2 separate regions of the Homo sapiens genome follow, and region 2 is linked to region 1. The links are chromatin contacts, found by Hi-C or POLR2A ChIA-PET in ENCODE. All regions are on one chromosome and are shown on one strand. The core of a region is the stretch at or near the end of the contact, and the rest is flanking DNA. Distances in the headings are between cores, read along the strand shown. Region 1 holds the start of VCPKMT (valosin containing protein lysine methyltransferase). Region 2 holds the start of SAV1 (salvador family WW domain containing protein 1).

The links. Hi-C counts contacts between places; a loop is a spot of excess contacts on that map. ChIA-PET counts read pairs that join two places held with the same protein, here RNA polymerase II (POLR2A). Pooled maps may share reads with other maps.
Region 2: a loop to region 1 is called in a pooled map, with 5 times the contacts of the local background. The contact joins the promoter of SAV1 here to the promoter of VCPKMT in region 1. A Hi-C loop is called at or near these places in 4 of 50 pooled maps. POLR2A ChIA-PET finds 5 or more read pairs at or near these places in 3 of 52 experiments (A673, CD8-positive, alpha-beta memory T cell and activated CD4-positive, alpha-beta T cell).

The regions. Positions count from the first base shown.
Region 1 is chr14:50,113,823-50,120,642 of GRCh38, reverse strand. It overlaps VCPKMT (valosin containing protein lysine methyltransferase), which reads left to right and starts at 4,071. Exons shown (of 6, transcript NM_024558.3): 1 at 4,071-4,356; 2 at 4,464-4,574; 3 at 4,732-4,804; 4 at 6,239-6,358. The coding sequence starts at 4,091. It overlaps SOS2 (SOS Ras/Rho guanine nucleotide exchange factor 2), which reads left to right. Exons shown (of 23, transcript NM_006939.4): 22 at 259-368; 23 at 1,790-3,513. The coding sequence ends at 2,299. RefSeq lists an enhancer at 4,075-4,134.
Region 2 is chr14:50,665,467-50,672,286 of GRCh38, reverse strand. SAV1 (salvador family WW domain containing protein 1) reads left to right here and starts at 3,981. Exons shown (of 5, transcript NM_021818.4): 1 at 3,981-4,413; 2 at 6,668-6,820. The coding sequence starts at 4,320. RefSeq lists silencers at 3,744-4,313, 4,424-4,553 and an enhancer at 4,914-4,983.

The DNA.
Region 1 (6,820 bases), core at 2,822-5,321:
TCTCATTAATCATAATTAAATAGTACACCTTCATTTAGCTGAAGTACCCATCATGCCCCAGGCACTATGGTTGGTGCTAGAGACACAGAAATAAATACACACTCCCTGCAGAAAGCTTACAATTTAATGGGGGAAGATAGATAAACCAATAGTTGATACAGTCTGACAAATGCCATGGTAGAAGTATCGATCACAAATTGTGATAAAGGTTTATCTTATACTGTGAATTGTGGTTAAACTAGTCTTTTTCTCCCCCAGAGTCTTTCTTTAGTTCATGTGGTAGTTTACATAAACTAAGTGAAGAGCCCCTGATTCCTCCTCCTCTTCCTCCTCGAAAAAAGTTTGATCATGATGCTTCAAATTCCAAGGTAATCAACAGGACTTTACTCCAACTTATTCAAAGTTGTGAATCTTCAAAATAATGCCTAGTGTTATAAAGAGTCTGTGAATTATACTTTGGCTACCATTTATGGTTTTTCAGCATTTGGGTTGTTATATTTGAAAAATACTTTTAGTTGTTTAATCCTTATAAAAACCTTTTCTAAATAAGAGGCTGGGCCGGGCGCAGTGGCTCATGCCAGGCGGGTAGATCACCTGAGATCAGGAGTTCGAGACCAGCCTGGTCAACATGATGAAACCCCATCTCTACTAAAAATACAAAAAATTAGCTGGGTGTGGTGGCGGGTGCCTGTGATTCCAGCTACTGGGGAGGCTGAGGCAGGAGAAGCGCTTGAACCTGGGAGTTGGAGGTTGCAGTGAGCCAGGATCGTGCCACTGCACTCCAGTCTGGGCAACAATTGCAAAACTCTTGTCTCAAAAAAAAAAAAAAAAAAAAAAAAGGCTGGTTGGGAGGCTGAGGCAGGCAGATCATCTGAAGTCAGGAGTTCAAGACCAGCCTGGCCAATATGGTGAAACCCTGTCTCTACTAAAAATACAAAAATTAGCCGGGCATGGTGGCGGGCACCTGTAATCCCAGCTACTCAAGAGGCTAAGGCAGGAGAATCACTTGAACCTGGGAGGTGAAGGTAGGTTGCAGTGAGCCAAGATCGCACCATTGCACTCCAGCCTGGGCGACAGAGCAAGACTCTGTCTCAAAAACTAAAAATAAAAATAAAAAAATAAAAAAGAGGCTGGAAGTACATTTTCTTTCTGGTACAGGTGGAAAAAAACTTCAGTAGTATTCCAAGTATTCTTCAAACTTTCAACTAATGCTTCTCAAAATTTTAAGGGTGCATCAGAATTACCTGAAAGGCTTGGTAAAATCAGACTGTGGAGCCACACCTCCAGAGTTTCTGATTCAGTAGTCTAGGATGGGGCCCAAGAATTTGCTTTTCTAACAAGTTCCCTACTGATGCTGATGTTGTTGGTCTCTGGATCACACTTTGAGATCTACTGCTCTAAGCCTCACTGGAGAAAGTAGCAGTAGATGCCCAGTAAGCAGAAGCTAGACATTAAAGTCCTCTAGACATCATGTCCTTTCATGTCTATAAAGCAATAAATTATTGTCACTTACCTACTATTATAATTAAAATACATAAATTTCTGAAATGTATACACAAAGCAAGATAAAGAGTTAGGACCTAAGACTTAAATTAAAACATCTCATATATAAAAATATTAAACCCAGCCCTGAATTAATCTAGGAGTACTCATAATCTGATAATTAACCCAGATTAGTTTATTTTGAGCCTCTGAATTTAACTTGACAAGTAAGAATTTTTCAGACTTAAAAATTTTTTTTTTTAATTTTTCAGAATAGAGGTATAATTTAATTACTTTTTTTTTTGAGGGAAATATGAAATCTGATGATGATCCTCCTGCTATTCCACCGAGACAGCCTCCTCCTCCAAAGGTAAAACCCAGAGTTCCTGTTCCTACTGGTGCATTTGATGGGCCTCTGCATAGTCCACCTCCGCCACCACCAAGAGATCCTCTTCCTGATACCCCTCCACCAGTTCCCCTTCGGCCTCCAGAACACTTTATAAACTGTCCATTTAATCTTCAGCCACCTCCACTGGGGCATCTTCACAGAGATTCAGACTGGCTCAGAGACATTAGTACGTGTCCAAATTCGCCAAGCACTCCTCCTAGCACACCCTCTCCAAGGGTACCGCGTCGATGCTATGTGCTCAGTTCTAGTCAGAATAATCTTGCTCATCCTCCAGCTCCCCCTGTTCCACCAAGGCAGAATTCAAGCCCTCATCTGCCAAAACTGCCACCAAAGACTTACAAACGGGAGCTTTCGCACCCCCCATTGTACAGACTGCCTTTGCTAGAAAATGCAGAAACTCCCCAATGACCTTAGCCATATGTAGTCATTGACACTGGAATGGTATTTGTAAAGTTTTTTTTTTAATTTATTCAAAAAAAGACATAGTATTTTAGTACTTTTTACAAATAATGCTCTTACAAAAATGCTACTGATCAAATAAGCTTTTAAGAATTGGAAAAATAAAAATACAAAAGTCCTTCACCATTATCCTCAGGTGATCAGTAGCATTGCCTTGTCTTGGATCCTCAGTGCTGCCAAAAGGCCAGTATAAAGAATTTATATTTGCACTGTAAACTCTGCAAAAATATGGTTTAAAGTGACATGATTGCACTGAAAAGGGATAGTGCTTTTGTGAAATTTTTCAAATTTGAGTAATAGATGCCTTTTTAAGGCAGTGAATTTACACAAATATGGGAGGGGTATATGGTGTTACTGATTTTTAAACCTCTTTGACCATCTTCTAGTTTTTACTTCTAGTTTTTACATCTAGGAGAATTGTGAATAACACCAACTGTTCTTAAACTCTTTAATGCCATGTCTTAAATGCCGGTATTTGCTGCTGAAGACAAAAATGAAAAGTAGGATGAAAATAATAGAATGGCACTGTAAGTGTTTATTATTTTGTCAAAATGTAAACAAAGACTACATAACCCAATGATGGAGGGAAAAAGGGCATGTATCTCATTCAGATGTGCCTTTTGTTTTTGCAGACTATGACGTCTTTAGCTAATGAATTGCCTATTGTTATGGAAAACAGTTAATATGCCATGTATGTACAGTTTTGTTTATATTGTATATTTAAAGATACTGCTAATAACCTATATAAATTTAAGTGACTTGAGGCCTATAATACAATCTGCTACTTTACTAATTCATAAATTCAAAAAAAATTCTATGGCATAGGAACCAACTGCCTTGCCTTCAAGACCTAGTAACTTTCTCTATAAATCTCGTGTTAACTGAAATTTTTTTTAAATATATTTTTTAGATTGGTAATATTTAAACCAGCAAATACTTAAAGCTTTATTAAACATTTTAATCAGATAAGTGAGTAAAGCTTTTATTTGCCATTTGGATGCCTTCGTTCAAAGTGATAGAGTGTTTTGCTGATAGTGCTGTAGCAGCAGTTGTAAAGTAGCCAAAAGCCACGTTGTTTATTTACTGGTTTGTGGCCTTTTACTGTGCTTTGTATCAGAGTTCTTAACAAGATTAATAAATCACCCCAGTCTTAATTTTTAAAAGACTTTTAAAATATGTGTTTTCATTATAAGGAACAAAGGGGGAGATTGTTGAGTCCTATAGACACACACACACACACACACAATTTTTTCTTCACTGTTAAATGTGAGCTGCAGGCTTCTAGCAACCACTTTTATGAATTCATACAAAAAACTAGGAGCATACTAGGAACTTGAAAAGGAAGATTGTAAGATTATAGCCATCTTTGGTAGGATCTTGGAAGCTGATTGCATTTAAGCCTTGTAACTACTATGTAAATCAAGTGTCCAACTTGGTAAACTCTGAGGTTGGCTTTGTTTTTTAAAGAGCAGATTATAATAGTTTTGTCTGGGAAAGTGATTTAAACGGCCTCTTCGTTAAGCCAAACGTGTGATTTAGGGTAGAGGGAGGCTGCCAAGCGCGTCGGGTAAGCAGGGGCCCCACGCTCGGCCCCGCCCAGGTAACGCTGCCTTCCGGGCTTTGTTAACTCGCGCGCGCTGCGTCGCCAACTCAGCGGCGGGCAGGGGGCGGAGCCGCAGGGCGGGGCGGTGCGCGTTGATGTGACGTCCCTGCGCGCGCCGCTTTCTGTTGCCGGGCGCAATGGCGGATACGCTGGAGTCCTCGCTGGAGGACCCACTGCGGAGCTTTGTGCGAGTTTTGGAGAAGCGGGATGGTACAGTGCTACGACTACAGCAGTATAGCTCCGGTGGCGTGGGTTGCGTTGTGTGGGACGCTGCCATTGTCCTTTCTAAATACCTGGAAACGCCCGAGTTTTCTGGCGACGGGGCCCACGCGCTGAGCCGGCGGTCGGTGCTGGAGCTGGGTTCGGGCACCGGGGCCGTGGGGCTCATGGCTGCTACCCTCGGGTAAGAGCTGGCGGGCGGGCGGGATGTGGGGGCGCCTTCTTGCTGGGGAAATCCGGATTACAGGCTTTCCCCCCTGTGCCTACACCTCAGTCGACGTTATTTTATAGGGCTGATGTTGTAGTCACCGATCTTGAGGAATTGCAAGACTTGCTGAAGATGAATATTAATATGAACAAGCATCTTGTCACTGGTTCTGTTCAAGCCAAGGTACTGAAATGGTTTGTATGGCCTTTCAGCTTGTTTTAAGATATTGATTTGTAGTTTGTTTTGAATTGCGTTTCATTAAAAGGATGGAAGGGGACTTTCCGGTTCTTTATAAAACAAGAGTATTTTGAATTATTAAAACAATTGAAATATTTGTTTGGCATTTTTAAGGGGGGAAGAAATAGAAGGCTTTCCTTCTCCACCCGACTTCATACTGATGGCCGACTGCATATACTATGAAGAGGTAAGTATCCAGTGAGCGAAGTCTCTTCACTTAGAAGATGAACCTTATTCCATGAATTCTAAAGCACACGTTTCTTCACATTTTAACATCTTTGAATCCGGGATTTGCCTTATAGTTGATGCAGTAAAGAGAAGATAAAAGTCACCAGGGACCATATGTATATACGCTCATCATTATCATACCGACCTGGTGAAGCATGTTGAGAAAAGTGTTATATGCATTTTACTAGAGGCTTCTGTAAAAATTTTAAAGGATTTTGCCAATTGGATGTTATGAAAAGCCAAAATCCTCTCTTTTTCCCTTGGTTGTTCCCACGGAACATGTTAACCATGACATTGAGAATTAAGTTATAAATAATTCATTGTTCTTTTCTTTAAATACCAGTTTGGGCCGGGCGCGGTGGCTCACGCCTGTAATCCCAACACTTGGGAGGTCAAGGCAGGTGGCTCACCTGAGGTCGGGAGTTCGAGACCAGCCTGACCTACATGGCAAAACCCTGTCTCTACTAAAAATACAAAATTAGCCAGGCGTGGTGGTGCATGTCTGTAATCCTAGCTATTTGGGAGTCTGAGGCAGGAGAATCGCTTGAACCTGGGAGGCGGAGGTTGCAGTGAGCCGAAATCATGCCATTGCATTCCAGCCTGGGCAACAAGAGCAAAACTCTGTCTCAAAAAAAAAAAAAAAAAAAAAAAACATCAGTTTGTATAGTGTTGTGGGCATCGATTATTTTAAAAATAATTAGCATTGAACCAAGTTAGGGTCAGATTTAACTTTTGTAGGGAAATCGTTGATTATTTAAATCCCAAATTAGATTAAATAAAATTAAACTTTTAAGAGTAAGGTTGATTCCATTTGTTTCCCATGAGAACTCCAAAATGCAGTCATCTGAATCCTTTTTCTGGAAACCAAAATCAGTACATGGTTTAGTTAACAGGAGCTTACCCAATCATTAGTTACAGAGGGGTTTTTGTTTGTTTGTTTTTGTTTTAAGATAGGGGTCTTGCTCTGTCACACATGTTGTAGTGCAGTGGAGTGATCATAGCTCACTGTAACCTCGAGCTCCTGAGGCTCAAGTAATCCTCCCATTCAGCCTCCTCAATAGCTGGGACTATAGGTGTGCACCAGCATGCTGGCTAATTTTTAAATTTTTTGTAAGGTGTTGCGGGGGGTGGTTTGTCTCTCGCTGTATTCTCCAGGCTGGTCTTCAACTCCTGCTTTCAAGCGATCTTTCCACCTCTGCCTTCCAAAGTGTTGATATTACAGGTGTGAGCCACTGCACCTAGCCTAGAGCTTTAATTACATGTGCTTTGTTGGATTGATTCAAAGATGGATAAATTGTAGGGGAGCTATAAATACCCCTGTACCTCCTCAACCTACTTTTAGAGTAGAAAAATTTTTAAATCAAAAACAAAAAATATATTCTTTTTTAAATAGTCTTTGGAGCCATTGCTGAAAACTCTAAAAGATATCAGCGGATTTGAAACTTGTATTATATGTTGTTATGAACAACGAACAATGGGGAAAAATCCAGAAATTGAGAAAAAATATTTTGAGGTAAGTATTAAGTACTCTATTATCTTTGTAGTGATTTCCCTTCAGGGGGGCTGTATGTGACTCTTCAAGTATATTATGGTAATTTTGGGTGGGGAAAACATGCTGTTTGTGTGAAGCTGAGGAAAGGATCTTCACAGCCCATGATTCTACGAAGCTCCCCTTTTTCATCTTTTCTGATACTTTATTTCATTTCTAATTAGTTGATCTATGGCTACAGAAGAATGTTAATACGGGTGCCACTCCTTTTTAAGAACAGTTTTCAGTGTTTATTAAACATGATGCTGCCTTTGGGGAACATCTCAATGATGTATGTATTACCTTTGGAGAATACGTGATAGAAATGTGCAGGTGATAAGTTGTTTTTGTTTTGAGACAGGGTTTCACCCTGTAGCCCATGCCGGAGTGCAGTGGCACAGTCAGGGCTCACTGCATCCTCAACCTCCTGGGCTCAAGTGATCCTCC
Region 2 (6,820 bases), core at 2,732-5,231, 550 kb before region 1:
TCTCCTTTTTTCCTTTTTTTTTTTTTTTTTCTGAGGCGCCATATGTAGGGCTTATTTCCATTTTGGTTGTCTTTCTTGGATAATCTTTCACTGAATAGTTCACCCTTTAAAATTTTACATGCTTCCAACGAGGAAGTCAACATAGCATAAAGACCTTAGCTGTCTTTGAAAGTAACAATCTGGCACGAAATTTTATTTTTATGCTAATCATGATTTTATATAATGCTGATATTTTAATATTTTCTTTAATACTTGAATAAAGAACAAACTTTTTAAAGAAAGAAAATCACCAACATTTCTCTTATCCTATGAAGGTAAGTTTTTATTTTTGCATATTCCCTTCTGCCTACATGGCAGAAAACTCCAGGACTGAAAGACACTTTAGAAATCAAAGGGTTTGGCCGGGCACAGTGGCTCACGCCGGTAATCCCAGCACTTTGGGAGGCCAAGGTGGGTGGATCACGAGGTCAGGAGATCGAGACCATCCTGGCTAACACGGTGAAACCCCGTCTCCACTAAAACTACAAAAAATCAGCCGAGTGTGGTGGCAGGCGCCTGTAGTCCCAGCTACTAGGGAGGCTGAGGCAGGAGAATGGCCTGAACCCGGGAAGCGGAGCTTGCAGTGAGCCGAGATCATGCCACTGCACTCCAGCCTGGGCGACAGAGCAAGACTTTGTCTCAAAAAAAAAAAAAAAAAAAAAACAAATGGTTCACTTTCTTCATTTTCAGATGAGACAACTAAGAACTCAGAATGCTATGAGGTTAGCCCAGGGTCATACCTTATAGGCTCCACTAAAATAAATTTTAATACTAAATTAATTTTTTAAAAAAGTTGTTAAAACATGAGAAGCTCCCTAATTGCCAGTTTTCTCCACTAAGAATGTAACTGTAAGGGGAAAAAAAAAATCTCTATTATGGAATGCAGTATTAGCATTATTGAAGGCAATGTCTGGAGAATTACAGCTCCGTAGAACTACAGCAAATCTGAATTCCTTAATAAAAATTCTCAGAAGTCAAGGAATTTCTAGAAAACAAACATGAATTCAAAGCTTTTAGATTTAAGGATTCAAATTCAAAGTTCACATATTTGTTGTGCATTGCTATAGCTAATGCTGCCTGCACATTGTTGATTCTGGAATGTACCCTCCTTGATAAAAAGGCAAATTAGTTGTCTTAAATAGAGCACCTAATTAAGGCTTTCTCTCTGCTATAATCCACAGAAATTAAATAGCATTGTAAAAGGGAGTACTCTCTAAGGAACACAGACGGCTTTCAAAACAACTGTTAGAAACAGTCTGGACTCACATTAGTGGGATTCTGAATGTTCCGTAGCAGTAAAGAGCCCCAAACGGAAATTGAGGCTGGCCTGGTGGCTCACGCCTACAATTGCAGCACTTTGGGAGGCCGAGGCGGGCAGATCACTTGAGGCCAGGAGTTCGGGACCAGCCTGGCCAACATGATGAAATCCAGTCTCTACTAAAAATACAAAAAATAGCCAGGTGTGGTGGCGGGCGCTTGTAATCCTAGCTAGTCAGGAGGCCAAGGTAGGAGGATCGCTTGAACCTGAGAGGCAGCAGTTGCAGTGAGCTGAGATAGTGCTACTGCACTCCTGCCTGAGGGATAGAGCAAGACTCTGCCTCAGGGGGGAAAAAAAGGGAATTGAAAACTCCAGTTCTGATGCTATTCTGTCATTAACCAGGAATGTAATCTGAGACAAAACACTTAATTTTTCTCGTTCCTTTTTGATGTTGATGAGGTGAGCCTAGGCAATCTCAGAATTCTTTTTCAACTATAAAATTCTAGGATTCTTTCCTCCGCACATGTGAAAGGTGTCCCCGTACTTCAGGCTCTGGGAAAACTCCAGGTGTGAAGAGTTGCCTTTATTAACAAGATGCTAATATCCTTTTGTCCTTCTCTGAGGTAAGCCTTAGGCAGAAACCTGGCACTTCTTTGGCTCCCCCTTCCTCCTTCAGCTCCCGCCTTCATACCCTGATGTGTAACAAAACCCCATTGTGCTCTCACTTAAGTTTCATCACTCTTTCTTCTCCCTGCACACTATCAACGCTTTAGGACTCGTCCTTATTTCTGAACCACAGGAACAAGTAACTGTTTTTCTAATGTTTCTCTCAGAGTACACTCTGCTTCTAGTGAGTTCCAATTCTGTTTATTAAGATTTTCATACCCATGGCAGTGATTGATACTCCCACACTCCATATTCAATGTCAGCAAATTTGGTTGGCTTTCTTTAAAATATGTCTAAAATATGTCCACTTACCTCTCCACCTATTATTGCCTGGGTCCAAGCCAGCAATAACTTCTGACTGATCTCCCTTTTGCCCTTAGCTCCATTGTCTACTCTCCACACAGCATCCAAAGCAGTCCTATGAAAACATTAACTCAGATCATGTCACTCCTCTGCTCAAAGTAACATTCCTTACAATGGCCTACAAAGCCCTAGGTGCCGTGGCTATTGTTACTCTCTAACTGCATTCCCCATTCGTCTCCCCGTCTTTTCCAGTACATAAACCCTCTTACTGTTCCTCCAATCTGCCAGGAACATGGCCACTTGCAGCGACTTTGCACTTGCTGTTCTTTCTGCCTGGAATATTGTTCCTCCAGTTAGCTGCATGGCCAATTTCCTCACTCTGTCACTTAACTCCAATGTCACCTCCTCATGAGCCTTCTCTGGTCCCTCTATTACCCTCTCAAAAATTGTGAGTCCTCTCTTATTTTCACTTCATCACTTATCACTATCTAACATAGTATGTTTTGCTTATTTTTTGTCATTTTTTTCTCTTTCCCATGACAGTAGGGATTTTTGTCTGTTTTGCTTATTGCTCTATCACAAACGACTAGCGCAGTGGGTAATGAGTATTTCCTGGTTAATGAATGAATTGTGGGAGATCTGCACCAAGGGAACATATGGAGACAGACACTAGATCAAATGTCTCCTTTGTTTGCTCATGGTAAAACATTTGACCATCTTCTTAATCTTACGTGGTAAAAAATTCCATGTCTTTTGTTAATTGTGATATATGTCTTAGATCTCTTGTGAGATGTTTTAGATCTCAGGGAAAGCATTCCTCATTATTAAAGCATTAATTTGGTCACTAGGGGATGAATCCAATCTTATTTTCCAAATGTTATCCTGTACATTTGGCAGTCTTGCTAAGTTATATAGAAGGAAGTAGAGTCTATTATTTTAGATAGAAAATTCCCGGTCCCGACTCGCAGTGGTCAAAGTCTTCAAAATTCTAAGATCATAACACATAACGTCAGGAGGAAATATGTGGCTATTAATCATACTAATGATAGTGATGATGCAATAAAATAATTGTAATATGCTAACACCAATTGTATCTTAAAAAGAGGTACTGGAAATTCCATCTTGCATTCTTCCGTTTTTTCCTGTTATAGAAAAACGCACTCCCTGATACTCAGTAGAGGATCAACTTATTTCTAGTTAATCAGCATGAACGTTTCCAGCAGAATAGATGCTTTGGTGTAGCACTTGCCTGGGAGTCATGGTTAGCATTCCGCATTTTTTAGAGAGCTGAATTCAGCAGCCTAGGAAACATTAGGAAGAACACCTTCAAACAGGGAACAACGTCTTGGGGGGAAAGAGAGTCACTGCCTCCGCTAGGGATCCCGAGGGGGTACAAAAGCAACAACAATAAAAACTCGTGGAGAGTAGGTTCCACGACATGCGCATGCGACGAACTCCCGCACTCAGCGGGGCAGGTTTCGTCCTTCATCTTCTCAGTCGGCAGGACCTGCTTCTCGCTGAGGATGAGTGAGGACAGCCGCAGCTCGGCGGGGACGGCCCGGTAGCCTAGAGCGCCGGCACCCGAGTCCCGCCGCCGGAGCCGCGCCTGGAGCCGCGGTGGGGGAGGGGCAGCGGCGGCCCGCGCTGCGTCGAGCTTCCCAGAATTCCCAGCGGCCGCGGGGAAAGTTTACGGGATGTAGGCGGCGGCGGCGGTAGTGGTAGCGGTTATTCGGCGGCCCGCGGCGGACCATGGCCCTGGCCCTGGCCCGGCGTCGCTGGGCTTTCCTCACGGCGTCCCCGAGCAGCGTCGCAGAGCGGGCCGACTTCCGGGAAGGAACTGACCAGCGACTGAGCGGCGGCCGGCGCGCTTAGCGCCCTGAACATGCGGCAGTCCCTGCGGGCGACCCCGGGCTCCGGACAGGCGGCGGCGGAGGCGGCGGCTCGGGAGGGAAGGAGGCGGCGGCGCCGGCGGAGGTGGCGGCGGAGACGGCCGGCGCCCGGCGCGGAGCCCTAGGGAGGCAGTTCAGCGCGGCCTCGGGCCTCGTCGAGAAGGATGCTGTCCCGAAAGAAAACCAAAAACGAAGTGTCCAAGCCGGCCGAGGTGCAGGGGAAGTACGTGAAGAAGGAGACGTCGCCTCTGCTTCGGAGTGAGTGTCAGGCGGGGCGTGCCCACACCTGGCCCAGGCGGCCAGGTGCTCCGGGGACCCTGGCGGGGGCGCCGGCGGGTCTCCAGGGCTTCTCCTTCGTCCTTGGTCGCGTGAAATACTGGTTTTGAGATTTTCTTGTGTCTGAAGTGGTATTCGTTGATTGAAAGCCCATAAGAGTAAGAAACTTGGGTTAGTCCCCCCCGCGCCTAACCCCCCCAAGAGCACCCCCTAAAAATAACAGACTTCCTCGCCCCACCAGGCAGAGTTGTTGGTTTTGATTACTGGAAGAGAGAGTAGGAAACATTTAAATTGCTTATCACCTAATGCTATAGGAGTAAAAGTAATTAGACAGGGACACTTTTTACTCTTTTAGATGCGTCGAGATGTGCGTCATGTTTGCAAACATTGCGGGTGTCTCTCGACTGTGCTGCAAGTTGTGCGAACTCTGGGGCAGAATTCCTTAGTCCTGCTGCCGGATGCAGACTTGAGAAGGTGAAAAGCATACCGTCGTTCTTGTAGCCGCCACCCAAAGCCTCATCACTCTTACACAGCAGAGCAGAGAGCCAAAAGCCTTTGTATTTGGCTATATTCGTGAGATTCCAAGAAGGCAACTCAAAATAATTTCTATCGTATTAGAGAACCCCCCCCTCGAAAAGTTTTTTTTTTTAATAGGGTAGATCCCACTCCCAATCCCCACCTCCGGTCCCCCGCTGCTTTTCTTCTTAATGTAAGTATTTGATTTTTGAGTTGAATCTCTTGAATTTTTAATTCTTGTGTGTTCAGGACATTTGTGAGGCATGGAGCTGGTATTTTGGTGCTCTTACTGCGCCCTGGGCCCTTTGCTTAAGTTTCCTTCTTGGAAGCTGGTAGTAACCTTGTGACTTAAGTATTACCTCATATTGTAATTGGGAAAGTTAGGTTTCTAGTATTTGCCCAAGATCACACAGATGGGAGAGCATGTTTTTCCATCATAACCACATTGTCAGCCTTCCAGATTTATGGTGGTACTTGCAATACTTTCAACAAAATATATGTCAGTTGAGTACATCAGTAACTCGAAACTTGATTTTTAAGTTGTTTTTTTTTTTTTTTAACAACTTGATTTTCAGTCACACATGCAGTTAGGTTTCTGGCTGTTTTTAAGTGATAGCTTGCTGTTTGCTGCAAATAAAGTTTATCAGACATTACTTGAAATCGTGAATTATGTTTGTCACACTTTTTATTATACTTTAAGTTCTGGGGTACATGTGTAGAACGTGCAGTTTTGTTAATGTTTGTCACAGTTAAGCAAATAACTTTTGATCTACTTTGTTTTGTTGTCGTTACATCAAGTGTTGAGCCTTATTTATTCAGATATTTGTTTCTGTCCAGTGTTAGTTTCTGAAGCTTATTAATATGAGTGTCTCCAATATTGTTTACTTGATGAATAATAAGAGGGTCTGCATATTCAGGTTTTTGTCTTGTTTTAAAGGTATTTGCTTTCTAACTGGGAATGTCTTAAGCTGTTTTCAAGTTTCGTGTTTAAAAGTACTGTATCCTAAAAGCTGTTGTTCTATTATCTACTATTTTGAATTATAATTACATAGTTTCAGGCTTGGTTTTTTGAGCCACTTCTACATTTGTGTGCTTCTTTGAAATGAGAGCTTTTTATTTTCAATTTTCATACATAAATTTTTGGCTTTCTAGCTTTTGATTACTGTGCTAGTGCTAGGTAATTCCAAGAGAAGAAAGAGCTACTAATTTTTTAATTTTTAAAGGAATCCACTTTTACATATTTGGGAGTAGCATTAAGTTCTATTTTTGAAATTGTGTTTGCTTCAAGAAGGATTTTTGGCAGTTTCTAAAATGAAGTGAGAACAACAAAATAAACTACTTAACTAGAAACTATCAATTTGTTATATTATTTCCTATTTTTATACATTAATTCATGAGCATTTCATTAATGTGTAGTTCATAGATAAGATTATTGATATTTTATCATATTATGTATGGTAGTATGCAGAATACATTTTATTCTAGCTGAGCTTTTACGCATAGTCCATTAATGCAAGTTATATAAATTCATTTGATTGGGAAAATATTAATCTTCCTCAATTTAAAATGCCCAAGTACCATCCTAAACCAAAATTTAAAATTGTGTTTTCTTAAGTTGACTGACATTTTGATTTTGGGGTGGTAGACATAAATGAACAAATTTCGAAAACTTTTGTTACTTAATGATGAAAGGGTAATTTTATCCTTTGTTTTATTGTAGATCTTATGCCTTCATTCATCCGGCATGGTCCAACAATTCCAAGACGAACTGATATCTGTCTTCCAGATTCAAGCCCTAATGCCTTTTCAACTTCTGGAGATGTAGTTTCAAGAAACCAGAGTTTCCTTAGAACTCCAATTCAAAGAACACCTC